Regions from separate parts of the Homo sapiens genome. Here region 1 is linked to region 2. A link is a contact called in ENCODE Hi-C or POLR2A ChIA-PET data. All regions are on one chromosome and are shown on one strand. The core of a region is the stretch at or near the end of the contact, and the rest is flanking DNA. Distances in the headings are between cores, read along the strand shown. Region 1 has its middle 25 kb from the start of TSC22D2. Region 2 has its middle 20 kb from the start of LINC01213.

The links. Hi-C counts contacts between places; a loop is a spot of excess contacts on that map. ChIA-PET counts read pairs that join two places held with the same protein, here RNA polymerase II (POLR2A). Pooled maps may share reads with other maps.
Region 1: POLR2A ChIA-PET joins it to region 2 with 12 read pairs in activated CD4-positive, alpha-beta T cell. The contact joins two enhancer-like sites. A Hi-C loop is called at or near these places in 3 of 168 maps with a recorded cell type or tissue (IMR-90, endothelial cell of umbilical vein and prostate gland) and 5 of 50 pooled maps. POLR2A ChIA-PET finds 5 or more read pairs at or near these places in 3 of 52 experiments (H1, activated CD4-positive, alpha-beta T cell and activated T-cell).

The regions. Positions count from the first base shown.
Region 1 is chr3:150,380,086-150,387,344 of GRCh38, reverse strand. No RefSeq gene overlaps it. Among named protein-coding and RNA genes, the nearest start is that of TSC22D2, 25 kb to the left of the region's middle. RefSeq lists enhancers at 1,557-1,866, 1,925-2,094, 2,467-2,716. Within about 2 kb of position 2,309, at least 9 of the 41 ENCODE cell types and tissues checked have a DNase peak (open chromatin) inside an H3K27ac peak, as active enhancers do.
Region 2 is chr3:150,214,973-150,221,734 of GRCh38, reverse strand. No RefSeq gene overlaps it. Among named protein-coding and RNA genes, the nearest start is that of LINC01213, 20 kb to the left of the region's middle. Within about 2 kb of position 5,219, at least 9 of the 41 ENCODE cell types and tissues checked have a DNase peak (open chromatin) inside an H3K27ac peak, as active enhancers do.

The sequences.
Region 1 (7,259 bases), core at 1,060-3,559, 170 kb before region 2:
ACAGAACAGAAAACACCATTTTTGCTGCTATAGAGATCCCCTAATTCTCTGCTTTCAATGAGAGCAGTTTCAATGTTGGCTTTTTGATGTCTACTGATTGCTGCAGACTTCTCTAGAGCTAAGTATGGAGTTTTATAAGACGCATGTCCTCCACTGCACAGCTGTATTCTATGACCAACCACAGAACACAATCTTTTTTTTTTTTTTTTTTTTTTTTTGAGACAGAGTTTTGCTCTTGTTGCCCAGGCTGGAGTACAATGGCGCAATCTTGGCTCACAGCAACCTCTGCCTCCCAGGTTCAAGTGATTCTCCTGCCTCAGCCTCCCGAGTAGCTGGGATTACAGGCATGCGCCACCATGCCCAACTAATTTTGTATTTTTAGTAGAGGTTTCTCTATGTTGGTCAGGCTGGTTTCGAACTCCTGACCTCAGGTGATCCGCCTGCCTCGTCCCCCAAAGTGTTGGGGTTACAGGTGTGAGCCACCGTGCCCAGCCTAGAACAGTCTTTCTTGCTAGGTCTTTGTCCTTCCCAGGGTTCCTGATACAGCTTTACCTCCTGATCCCTTCTCTTAGTAAAATTTCTTCTCACCTTTCCAAATTCTTCTAAAATGCACAAGCATTTTTGGGTACAGTAACAAGAGAGGCTTTAATGTAGAAATGCCACCAAAATATCCCCTGATGGTAAGACTTTTTGAGGTATAATGACATTGTGGTCACTTTTTTTTTTTTTTTTTTCTGAGATGGAGTTTCACTCTTGTCACCCAGCCTGGAGTGCAGTGGCATGATCTCAGCTCACTGTAACCTCTGCCTCCCGGGTTCCAGCGATTCTGCTGCCTCAGCCTCCTGAGTAACTGGGATTACAGGTGTGCACAACCACACCCAGATAATTTTGTATTTTTGGTAGAAATGGGGTTTCACCATGTTGGCCAGGCTGGTCTCAAACTCCTGACCTTGTGATCGGCCCGCCTCAGCCTCCCAAAGTACTGGGATTACAGGTGTGAGCCACCGTGCCCAGCCATTACTACAATAATTAAAAAAAAAAAAAAAAAAACTAATATGAGAAGCGGGAAAATGGCTGTGGTTGAATGACATGATTGACCAGGATTAGACAATTGTTGGATCAGAGTACTGGGTACATGAAGGTCATTATTATATTCTGCTTACTTTTTTGTATGCTCAATTTTTCATAATAAAAAGTTAAAAAAATCTTTTGAATCATTTATGGTTCATTTATTTAAAAAGAACCCCTCCTGCCACCTCCCCCCAGCCCCATATAAGGGCACCCCAAACCACAACTCTTGGGCTTGAATAATGTGTGAATCTATTTCAGATTTGGGCTTCAGACTGGTGTGAATTCTGCTCCTTCTGAGGCTGATTTCTTCCTTCCTCGCCCTCACTGACCACTTTCTTTTGTCCCAATGGCTATCTCTCAACCTGCCCACAATCACTTTCTTATAGTTAGCCTCCCCTCTTCTATCTTGTGTCTTTCATCTGCCTTCGTGGTTTTCTTTTCAAGTCATTTGTTCCCTGCCTCACCCCAAATCCCCTTCAGACATCAAATACTCAAATCTAGTCAGCATTCTCAGGCCATTTTCTTCCCTCTCCACCTAGTTCTGCCAGGCAGCCTGCCTCCCACTCCTGCCTCCATTCTGGGGGATGGTGTGCCAGCAGCACCAGAGTAGGAACTTCCCACCCTTCTTTTGCGAGCTGAGCTGACCTGGCTCTGGCCTGAGGTCTCATCCTGTGTGCTCTGAGTCTTTCAGCCTCATGTCACAATCCTCCATGAGGGGATTTCAGATACTTGCAGATTGGGAGGAGGTGACCTTTCTGCTTTTTTTTGCTGGGCCCGGTGGAAACCACCCCATCCCCTACCCCCACCTTCCTTGTACTGTAAAATGGGAAGTCTCGATGCAGGTTTCAGAGTTTCTGTTGGGGGACTTTCTAGGATGCCTATAAATTTTCGAGGTTTTGCACCCCTTTTAAATATACAAGCTCTTCTGAAAGTCCCTAAGGCATTTAGCATCATAGCTATAATCTCTAATATTTGAAGGATTTCAGGGTCTTCAAATAACTTGGATATATACCATCTCACTTGTACATTTTTTCCCTGTTCTTTTGTAACACAGCACCTGATTTGCTCTTCCTGCCACCATAGCGGTTCAAAGAGTCACTCTCCTCCACTTTGTTACACGCTCCATTTCACTGTTCGAATATTTTTTTTTCCCCTAGCAACTTTCTGGTCCCCTACCCCTAGCGTAGGTAGTAGATACTGCATCACCACTTCCCTTTCCCCTACTGCTCTGTGACCTACCACGTGAACATGAGAAAAGTGTCCGTCAGTGTGAACGAGCTCGCATCACAGTGTTGGGCAGCTGCATTCATTTTGACCTATAGTGAGGCCCGGGTTGGAGAACTAAGGGGGAGGGGCTGGAGCGGGAGAGGGAAGAAGAAACAGATACTTGTTCACTTTCCCTTCTCTCTCTGCACTTCCAATTTTAGAGAGGCTGGAGGCTAATTTCCCAGTTATAACAAGGGCCTTCACTTCAGCTTGTGTTTCAAACACTAGGAGAACTAAACTTAAAACTTTCTAGCCTCACTGGCGATCGCATGACTGAGATTAAATAGGGAAAGGGAAGAAAAAGAGGAAGAGAAGAAAAGAAAAGGGAGAGAGAAGAGACAAGCAAAGAAGGAGAAGAGAAGGACAGAATGAGAAAACATTTACTCTCATTTCTTTCTTTCTTTTTTTTATTGTTATTTTTTCTGAGACAGGGTCTGGATCTGTTGTTCAGGCTGGAGTGCAGTGGCGCGATCATGGCTCATTGCAGCCCTGACCTCCCAGTCTCAAGCAATCCTCCCACCTCAGCCTCTCGAGTAGATGGGATTATAGGCACACACCACTATGCCCGGCTAATTTTTGTATTTTTTGTAAAGACCGGGTTTTCCCATGTTGCCCAGGCTGCTTTTTTTTTTTTTAATTTACTTCTTATATTAGAAGAAAGCTGGGGTATCCTGTGACTTATTAAAATGCATTTCACTGGACTTCTGATGTGGTATTTAAAATGTCCAATTGTCAGGTAAACTATTGCTGTGCTAGGATTTATAGGCAAACTGAGGCAGTTTTTCAGATACTTTCTAAAGCAGGAAGTTCCTGATATTGAAGAGGCAGTTTGTTCTTGACCATATTTATCCAAGGCTACTTCACAGCACCTCAATAATCTATTTCATATAAGATGTATTTGATATCAGGTTGACATTTTGACACAATTTTCCAGACCATTGAAGGAAATTGCTTAAAACTTTTTCTTTTGTCTAGGCAGGCAAGACCACCTATATGTTGATAAGTCTGGTTTGTTCTTTTTGTATAAATCCTGGCAGGAGCATAAAAACAGTATTTGTCTTTTATTATTACAGTGGTGATATGTTCACTTAAGGAAATCAAATATAGAAAAAGTACAAAAAAAGAAAATATGTTATACAAATATGTATAAAAAGATTTTTTAATATAAATTTTATTGTAGTATAACATACAGAAAATGCACAAATTGTAAGTGTGCAGCTTGATGAATGCCACAAAGTGAATATACCCATGTAACCAACAGACTAGGACAGCGCTCCAGAAAGAGAACATAACAGCACCCCAAAAGCCTCCCTCATATCCCCTTCCAGGCACTATGCTGAAAGTGTTATCATGATCCTGACTTTTAAAGCATAGATCTTCTCCCCTCGGCCCCTGGTTTTGGACTTTTTAATAAATGGAATCATACAGTAGTATGTAGTATTTTTTGGGGGGGTGCCACTTCCCATCTTGCTTGTGAGAGCCATTCAGTTTTTGTATATGGCTCATTTCCTTTCCTTTTCTTTTCTTTTGAGACAGAGTCTCGCTCTGTTGCCAGAGCCCAGATCATGTGATGGTATGATCTCGGCTCACTGCAACCTCTGCTTTCTGGGTTCAAATGATTCTCCTGCCTCAGCCTCCAAAGTAGCTGGGATTACAGGCACCTGTCACCACGCCTGTCTAATTTTTGTATTTTTAATAGAGATGGGGTTTCACCAGGTTGGCCAGGTTGGTCTCGAACTCTGGGCCTCAAGTGATCCACCCGCCTTGGCCTCCCAAAGTGCTGGGATTGCAGGTATGAGCCACCGTGCCCAGCCTATGGCTCATTTTTGTTGTTGTATAGTATTCCATTGTATGAATATACTACAGTTTATTTAAACATTCCATTTTTAATGGACATTTGTGTTGTTTTCTCATCTTAAGCCATTATAAATGGTGCTGCTATTAACATTTTTATAAATCTCTTCTAGTGGATATGTGCACTCCTTTCTCTCCTAGGAAAGGGAGTGTTGGGTTATGTGGCGAGCATATGTTCAGCTTTAATAGATAATGCTAAACAGTTCTCCAAAGTGGCTATACCAATTATACACTCTTGGCAGTCATGTTTAAAAGTTCTACCTGTTTCACTTTCTTGTCAACACTTCATATGCACAGTCTAAAAAGGCAAGGCCATTGAAGGTAATAGTTTACTTGATATTCTTCTTTTACCTAGACAGACAAGACATATATATTTATTCTTTTCATATAAATTCAGCAGGAGCATATCGATCATATGTGTTTTTTTGTTTGTTTGTTTGTTTGTTTTTGAGACGGAGTTTCACTCTTGTCACCCAGGCTGGAGAGCAATAGGGTGATCTCGGCTCACTGCAACCTCCACCTCCTGAGTTCAAACAATTCTCCTGCTTCAGGATCCTGAGTAGCTGGGATTACAGGTGCGTGCCACCACGCCTGACTAATATTTTGTATTTGTAGTAGAGATGGGTTTTCACCATGTTGGCCAGGCTGGTCTCGAACTCCTGACCTTAGGTGATCCACTTACCTTGGTCTCCCAAAATGATGGATTACAGGTGTGAGCCACCGCGCCCAGCCAAAATGTGTATTTTTAATTGTAATGATGATATGTTCACTTAAAGAAATGCTGGAAAATTTTGGTCACTGTGGTGGTTAGGTAGTGGCATCTCATTGTGGTTTTCATTTCATATGTTTATCAGTCACTTGGATATCCTGTTTTGTAAAATGTTTCCTCAAATTGTTTGCCTATTTTTCAACTGGGTTGTCTGTTTTTCATATTGACTTACAGGAGCCTTTTTTAATATTCTGGATGAGTCCTTTTGCCAGATTTGTAGTGGAAATACAGATTTGTAGTGGAAATATCTTCTCCCATTCTGTGGCTTGCCTTTTCACTCTTAATGGTGACTTCTCATGAAATAGAAGTTCTTAATTTTAATGTAGTCCAGTTTATCAATTTATTTTGTGATTAAAGCTTTCTGTGTCCTGTTTGAGAAATATTTGCCTATTTTAAGGTCATGGGTATTTTCTTATGTTTTATTCTAAAAGTCATATTACCTTTTACATTTAGATCTACAATACATCTAAAACTGATTTTTGTGTATAGTTTGAGGTAGAAGGTCAAATTTTGTTTTCATGTGTGTATCTAACTGATCCATTATCATTTATTGAAAAGACCACTCTCTCCCCATGCAATGTGAGTTTTAATGGGCTCATGGTATTTTATCATATAGATGTGACACTTAACAGTCAAGAGAGCATTTCAGTTGACCATTTTCTTATTTATTTTCCTGATATTTGACCCAAGTGATCTAAAAGAAAAATCTATTGAAATGAGTGCTAAAAGTACCTTATTCTGTAAAGAATAAGTATCAAAATGCTAAAAACAGCCAAGCATTTGTTAAAATATGGCAAAGTTCTTAGTTATAATTCTCAGTTGGTTGTTAGAAGCCAAATAAAAGGTAGATTTTAAAAAGTGAGTTTTGACTGGAGACTTACATAAATCAATATTTGTGGAGGGCTTAGGTTAATTCTAGTTAATGATGATGCTGGCCTTATTTTATTAGATGTACATTAAGCAGATGAATAATTAAACTGCTCTTTAATATATCTGAAGACCAGTTTGGGCAAGGTAGCAAATTATTGATAAAACTTGACTTGAGAATAAATTACACCATTGATATTTATTGTTACTAAACTACTAGCAGTCATTTACTCAGTGACTTCTTTTGAGGTAGCTTTATTTAAGATGCCCCATAATTTTAAAGGTATTAGAAAGCTGGAAACTTAGAAGAGTTAATTTGACAAAGATGGCTATAATCCAAGCTTAGCTAGGAAGTAAGTTCTGTATACAGTAATGATGTACATGTGAACTTTATAAATCTAACATTTTTGAATGGCTAGAACAATAATTTTGTATGGTTGGATTTATTATTTATTTATTTATTTTTGACACGGAGTTTTGCTCTTGTCACCCAGGCTGGAGTGCAGTGGTGGGATCTTGGCTCACTGCAACCTCTGGCTCCCTGGTTCAAGCTATTCTCCTGCCTCAGCCTCCCAAGTAGCTGGGACTACAGGCGTGAGCCACCATGCCTGACTAATTTTTGTATTTCTAGTAGAGACAGGGTTTTGTCATATTGGCCAGGCTGGTCTCAAACTCCTGCCTCAAGTGATCTGCTGGCCTCATCCTCCAAAAGTGCTGGGATTATAAGCATGAGCCACCACACCCAGCCTTGGTTGGATTTACTCTGATGAAAGAAGCATGAAGTCAATTTCCCAATGGACTTTGTATATATTATAATATAGCATGATACTGGAGGAACTTGCTATTAGTCTTATTTTTAGTTACTGGGAAAGTGTCAATGATATTAATTAGCCTTTGACATGGAGTTTTTCTCTCCATTAAGTACCTATATTATTATGAAATCTAATGTATTTAATTTTAAAAAATTAACGTTATAGAGCCTAATAGTTCTGCTATTTAAAGTGGTTGTAATTAAAATAAGCAAGATGGGTTTGTGATGAATAACCTTAATTTGTTTTGCACTGGGTTGAACAGAAATGATTCATTTTACTTAAAAAATCTGACTAATCTGCAGTGCATAAAAATGCATTCGAATTCAAATTTAACCTTTAGTAATTAGTTTTTTCATAAAACTTATATTAGTATATATTTATATATATTTATCTTTACACATATTAGCCATTTTTAGTTCTGTTGAAATTATTTTAAGATGAATAAATGTGGTGAAATTAGACTTATTGAGACTCTTGCACCTTCTACTTTCACATGTGCAAACCAAACTATTATATCTTTTCAAAAGTCCTATTACCTTATTTATTTAATGCTTCTACTGAACAAAATTACTGGAAGCTAGACATTATCACAATTAGGCTTGTGGGTTATGGAGAATGAT
Region 2 (6,762 bases), core at 3,970-6,469:
GCCCCCGCTCCCTGGACCCTGAAGGCTGCACTCTTGATGCTTCTTGAAAATCCTCACGCAAGGGAACACCTGAGAAACCTAAGGAACGACAGGGGTCAGAGGAGCCCTAACATGTATGAGGAGACCCGAAATGCTCCCTGGGGCCGGCTTCTGAGTTAGAGGGAGAATCTTTACTGACTGCTGGCAGCGTTGGGATTGTCCCTCTCGCTGTCCCCGGATTTGTTCTCCCCAGGCCGGGGCCCGCTGGAAGAGACTGCCGTTCAGCGGGTGTGCAGTGACCGCAGAGAGCCACAAGAGGGAGCCAGTGCCGCGGGGAGCCGCCGGCCGCCGAGACCCCGGGGCTCAACTGAACCCACAAAAGAAATCTGGGCTGAGAGCCCGAGTGCACAACCAGGAGGCTTCGGGAGCAGGACAGACAGAGAGCATGAGGAAAACCAGAAATATGGAGTAAAACAGAGGGGAGACCAAATTTTAATTAACTTTAATATTAAAAAATAAATGGGTGGAGGACTTTCCTCGTTTACACTGCTCCGATTTGGGGGGGAACAAGCATATGTTTTTTTCATAATTAAGAATGAATAAACATATATTTTAAACAAACTGGAAAAAACAAACAAGGAGCGAGCAAAGAAGTAGGAAAATCTTGACGTTTCCCTGGAGTTCTGGGAAGAGGCAGCGCATTCCCAGCCTTGCCTTTGCGGTGGGGCCCTGCCCCCATTGTTCCTTCTTTACTGTTTCTCCTAAGAATTTTGCAGGCCTGCTGAGGGTTGAGCACACTACCTTTAGCTTGAAATGGAATAGAAGTGAATTAATAGCAGGGAATGTCGATGTTTTGTGATGACTCTTGGCTGACACCATTAAGATACCATTTTTACTCCCTTATGAAGATAATCCCTTAAGTGACTGATGCCATTAATGAACCATAAGCTTCATTGTTAGAACTTCATGAGAAACAATAGTAAAACTGATTTAGTTGCCTCTTGGAAGCCTCTATTGAGAGAACTTGTTTTGTGTATCTGAGGAGGCACAGCTATAAAGCAATGAGAATGTTTTTAATTAAGCATCTTAGTTCTCATAAATCTAATTGACACTTTTCCTACAAACCACGGGGACCAACAGGACTCTTATAAGCAAACCCAAAGCATTTGGCTGAGGAAATTTGCCCCCAGAGTCCATTTAGGAAAAAAAATAATAATAATAATAAATCAATTTATGTCATGCCTCTTCGGGATTCCAAATGTTATTAGCTATATTAAAATGTGTTTTATTCATTTGAATTTAGCTGTGAGTGATGCAAAGCTCTTCTAGAAATTAATCCACCCTCAGAAGATGAAGACTCCCCACCTCCATTGGAGGCTGTGGTGCCAGGAGAAGCAGTGAGGGACAAACGGCAAATGGCCTTGGCGTTAGGGGCTGGAGCTGTCCTTTTGGTGGGAGAAGAGGTTGAACGCCCCAGCTGCCTGTTGGATGCCCTCTTAGCTACCCTGGGCCCAGGCAGCTGATGTGGTTAGAGATGCCTGGGGCAGCCTGGGGAAGTGAAACTTTTATACCTTCCCATTCCTTCCCAACATTTTGCATATCATAATTACATAGAAAAGGCCACTATTTGTGTAAAAAGCTAGAACTGAAAGATATTTGGAGGCATCTGTAGGGGAGTTGGAGAAAATTTTCATTATATTTTCCTATATAATGGTGACTATTGAATTTGTATGAAACTTCCAAAGAAAATCTTCTAACACTTTTAATGAGAAGCTTGAGTTTGCTTCCATGGACATAATTTGTATGTCACCATCACTGACTTTGTATCAGAAGGGGATATGAATTTTAAGACAAGTTTTACAACTGTAAAACTGTAACGATTTGTAACAATTCCTCAAGACCCTTAAATGATAAGTTCTTCAAAGTTTTGATAGTCACCATCACTGACTTTGTATCGGAAGGGGATACGAATTTTAAGACCAGTTTTACAACCATTCAAAAAGTTACATTTGAAATTGTAACAAAAGAGAATTCAACTTTTCTTCTTGTTTCATTGACAAAGGGAATGTTGACATTTCCTGTGATAAGGGAACGGATTTTGAATCCAATGGAATATTTTCAGGTTAAGCATTTCAAAATAAGGGACTCTAATTTGCAGAAAGAGCATGTACCATCAGAGTGCTTGCCTTGCAGCAAATAGCCAGAAGTATCCCAGGAATACAAGACAGAGATTAGGAAGCCTGGACGTTTTCTGTCCCCTCATTCTTTGTTGGTCACACCTTGGGTCCCTGGTGCCAGACTCCTCTGGCAACTGCCTAGATCCCTGATCTAGACAGGCAGTACTGTACTCTACAGCTATGAAGCTGCTCAGGTTGAGGGTTGGGGGACACCTCCTTCACTGCCTTTAACTCACCAGTATGCAACAACCAACTCCAGCATGTAATGCCCCAGGCTTTCGAATTTGGAAATCAGGGTATTGGGGGTACACTAGTAATCTATTGGAACACCCCATGTGTACTGCTGCATACAGTCTATAGCTGGGAAACTCTCTTCTAGTTTAGGCCCAAGGAGTCTTCTCCACTCACACACACTCAACTAGCTCCTCAGGGAGTAGAGCAGAAGGTGATCTGAAGCCACAGCTCCATAGGTATCAGATGCCCTCCACTGACTTTGTACCTGGGGCCACACTCTCTCGGAGCTCACTGGGGTTAGCCGCAGCTACAGAAAGTGGATGTCTTAGGCCAGGTGTGGTGGCTTATGCCTGTAACCCCAGCTCTTTGGCAGGCTGAGGCAGGGGGATCACTTGAGGTCAGGAGTTTGAGAGCAGCCTGGCCAACATGGTGAAACCCTGTCTCTTCTTCAAATACAAAAATCAGCTGGATTTAGTGGTGTGTGCCTGTAATCCCAGCTACTCGGGAGGCTGAGGCAGGAGAATCGCTTGAACCCAGTGGGTGGAAGGCTGCAGTGAGCCGAGATCATGCCACTGCACTCCAGCCTGGGCAACAGAGTGAGACTCCATCAAAAAAAAAAAAAAAAAAAAAAGGAAAAGAGAGAGAGAAAGAGAAAGAAAGAAAGGAAGGAAGGAAGGAAGAAACAGAAAGAAAGAAAGAGAAAGAAAGAAAGAAAAAAGAAAGATGTCTTAGCGTTCCTGTTTTACAGTATCTGTTGCTATTGAATTGTTGCCAACGCCCTCTTTGCTACTTACACTGGAATATCTAAGAGTCGTTCTAGTTGTGGTTGGAACAATAGTGTTACTAGAATAAATGTACTCTCAGCCAAGGTGACCACTTTGAAAGGAATGACACTCATGTGGATTTTAAAGCTCTCACATTGAAATAACCTGCATCTTTCCATCCTTATGTGTTCCTCTATATTTGCAGGTGGAGAATTCTGCAGAATTTCAGAAGCACTGGCTTAGTGTGTTGGTGAGTCAGCATGAAATTCGTTTTGTGAGTGGGCTGCTTCCATGTTCAATCAGCTGTAGCTTCATACCTCTCATTTGTTTATAAACCCCTACTGTGTAAATATTACCCCAGAATTTAGCATCTCAAAATTAGCAGATATTTACCATCTCATAGTTTCTATGGGTCAGGAATCAAGTGTGACCCAGCTGGGTGTCTCTGGCTTAAGAACTCTCAAGAGATTGCAGTCAAGCTGTGGTCAGTGGGGCTGCTGTCTCATCTGAAGACTTGATTGGGGGAGGACTGTCTTCTAGGCTCACTCCTGTGGCTGTTGGTAGGATTTAGTTCCTTGTGGGCTGTTGGACTGGGGACCTCAGGCCCTGGCTGGCTTTGGCCGGAGCCTTCCCTTAGTCTCTTCCCACAGGAGTCTTTCCATAGGGCAGCTTATCACATGGCAGCTGGCTTCCCTCAGAGTGAGCAAGTAAGAGAGAAGAAAAAGTCCCCAAGGTGAAAGCTGCTACATGTGTAACTTAATCTTTTGTGTGATATCTCATTACTTCTCTCACACTCCGTTTCTTACAAACAGGCTGGTAAGTTCAGACCATATTCAAAGGGAGGAGATTCCCCAAGGGCATGAATGTAAGAAGGCGACGGTCACTGCTAGCCATCACAGAAGCCACCTCCCCACCTCCCCAAACACCTGCACTTGTTCCCTTTCTCTGAGGCTGTATCTGGATCCTGAGCTGGTTTCCCCATCCCTCTAGGAGAGGATCATTGCTTGATTCTTGCTAGCATCTCCTTCATATTTGCTCAGTCACTCCTCCATTAAACACGTCTACATTGAGGCCTACTATGCCAGATTCCATGCTGGGCACTGGGAAATCAGCAGAAAACAGGCACCATCTGTATGCACAGAGGTTCTTTCCTTCTGCCCTCTTTCCTGGAACCCTGTGGCTACTGTAATCCTCCTAGAGGACAGCTAGTGCCTGGGTAACCCACAGGATTGCCAGGGCAGAAACACTGTGCCTCTGTCTGTGGCCTCCCTCCTGTGGCCTCTTGCTGGGCCTCCTCCCAATACTGCCTCCCTCATGGGCATGTGCTTCCCCACCAGCCTGACCACCACCCTCTCTTCAGCAGTGAAACCCTGTTTCTCCATCCTGAGAGTCTCCAGTTTAGCACATCCCACTGTCTTCTAAGTGACGGACCCGTTCCTCACGGGGTAATGACTTGTGTAGTGAACCGGAGACAGTACAGGAATCATTCTCATTATTATTATTCTACACACCTGTCCAGGCAGCTACAAAATTAGTCACATTACCACAGCGTCATCCCCATGGGGCTGCATAAATGGGAACATCAATATAAGGGTTATATCGATATAAGGGTTATGCTTGTTTTCTTTAACTTAATCTTCACGTCGAAGCTCTTTTACTAAAAGGACATCTGATTTCATTATAGAAACCTAAGCTTTTTCTCATCAACACTGGTTCTTTTCTTTAAAAGCTCCTGTTTTACTGCCATCAGAGAAAAGGCTGTTAGGTGTGACCAGGATGGTCGGGAGCCAGTCTGCTGTCTCCAGCTCCCTCACACTGCCTGGCTGTAGCCCATTTTCATTCTCTGTGATGGCAGAGACACCCCTTTCACCACAGGGTGCTGCAGGCTGGAGGATCTGGGCCAAGATTTCATTTTCAGTCTCAGCGGGGTAGCCTGTCTATAATGCCACATGGTAAATTGCACAACAGCTGTTTGGAAAAGACTGCTCAAAAGCCAGTGACTATGTTGATGTTGGAGTCCGTCCTTGAGTTTTGGTGGGATTTAAGGAAATAAGAGGTCCCTGGAAAGGCTTGTTGAGGCCTGCCCCAAGCCCCTCCCACATCCCTGAGTGTTGGCAGAGATCACACAGGCAGCTAAACTTAGCTCAACGCCACGCCACTGTCAGCCCTGCTTCCCCTCCACAAGGCAGGTGTTGCATGGATCTCACTAAACTTGCCCTCTCTCTGTCACTGCTATTCCGGTGTGTCCCTAACTGCTGAGAATTAGGGTCAGGCCTCCTGGCTCCCCCTTTTTTTGTGGTACAAATAAGTGTTTGTGTTCTCCTCTTAGCCTCCTATCTGTAGCCTGATGAATAGACAATGAAGGAAGAATGCTTATTGCTGACCACAAGCCAGAGAGGAGGGGGAGTGTGAGAGATGGCCTGGGGCTAAGTGAGATTGTGACTCATTAAAATAGAGGTCTGCAGCTCTCTCCTTAGTATGGGGGCACCAGGAAGCCTTTCTCCCCTGATCTGGCTACAGCTGCCTGCCCCTTTCTGATATTCACCCCCTCATCCTTTCCTGATTTTTTTCTCACCCAACCCTCCCATCCTCCCTCCTTTCCCCCTCCCATCTCCCACTCCCCGTGTCACTGTCATTTCACCTATAAGCTGTCTCTTCCTTGCAGGCTTTGCCTCCTCACCTGTGTAGGTTGTCTGAGAGGAAACATCCTCTCCTAGTGCAGGTCCTCTTCCCTTCCTTCTCCCACACCACATGCTCCTCCTTCCTTGAATTCCTGCCACTCTGCTGCAGCTGTGGTTGGGGATGAAGGTCAGTGGCCTCCATGCCTGTGGTGGGTAGGTTAACAGAGCTTCTGTGGATAAGAGTAATGAGCATCCACAAGCAGAATGTGGGTTTTTCTTCAATGGAAGAGGGTACCTGGATTTAGGGCAGGGGTAGGTGAGTGTTAGATGCCTTTCCGTTCCCTCCTCATCTACCACCATCTTCTGCATCCAGCCTCCTGGCTCCTACAAAAGGACTGTTGGTCTCCACCTGGATCTTTAAGACTTCCTGACAGGTGTGTGGTTGGGGATTGGAAATTACCAGTCAAGAAACCCCCAGGATTTGGAACTCCTGCATTTCAACAACAAAAAGATAAACAACCCAATCAAAAAATGAGAAAAGGACTTGAGTAGACATTTCTCCAAAGAAGATATACAAATGGCGATTAAGCACATGAAAAGATGCTCAACATCATTAGTCATTAAGAAATTGTCGGCCGGGTGCAGTGGCTCATGCTTGTAATCCCAGCATTTTGGGAGGCCAAGGTGGGTGGATCACTTGAGGTCGGGAGTTCGAGACCAGCCTGGCCAACGTGGGGAAACCCCGTCTCTACTAAGAATACAAAAAAATTAGCAGGACATGGCAGCATGCCCCTGTAATCCCACCTATTTGGGAGGCTGAGGCAGAAGAATTGCTTGGACCTGGGAGGTGGAGGTTGCAGTGAGCCAAGATCCAGCCATTCAACTCTAGCCTGAGCAACAGAGGGAGACTCCATCTCAAAAAAAAAAAACAAAAAAAAAAGGAAGAAAATGTAAATGGAAACTGCAATGAGATGGTGTTTCGTATCC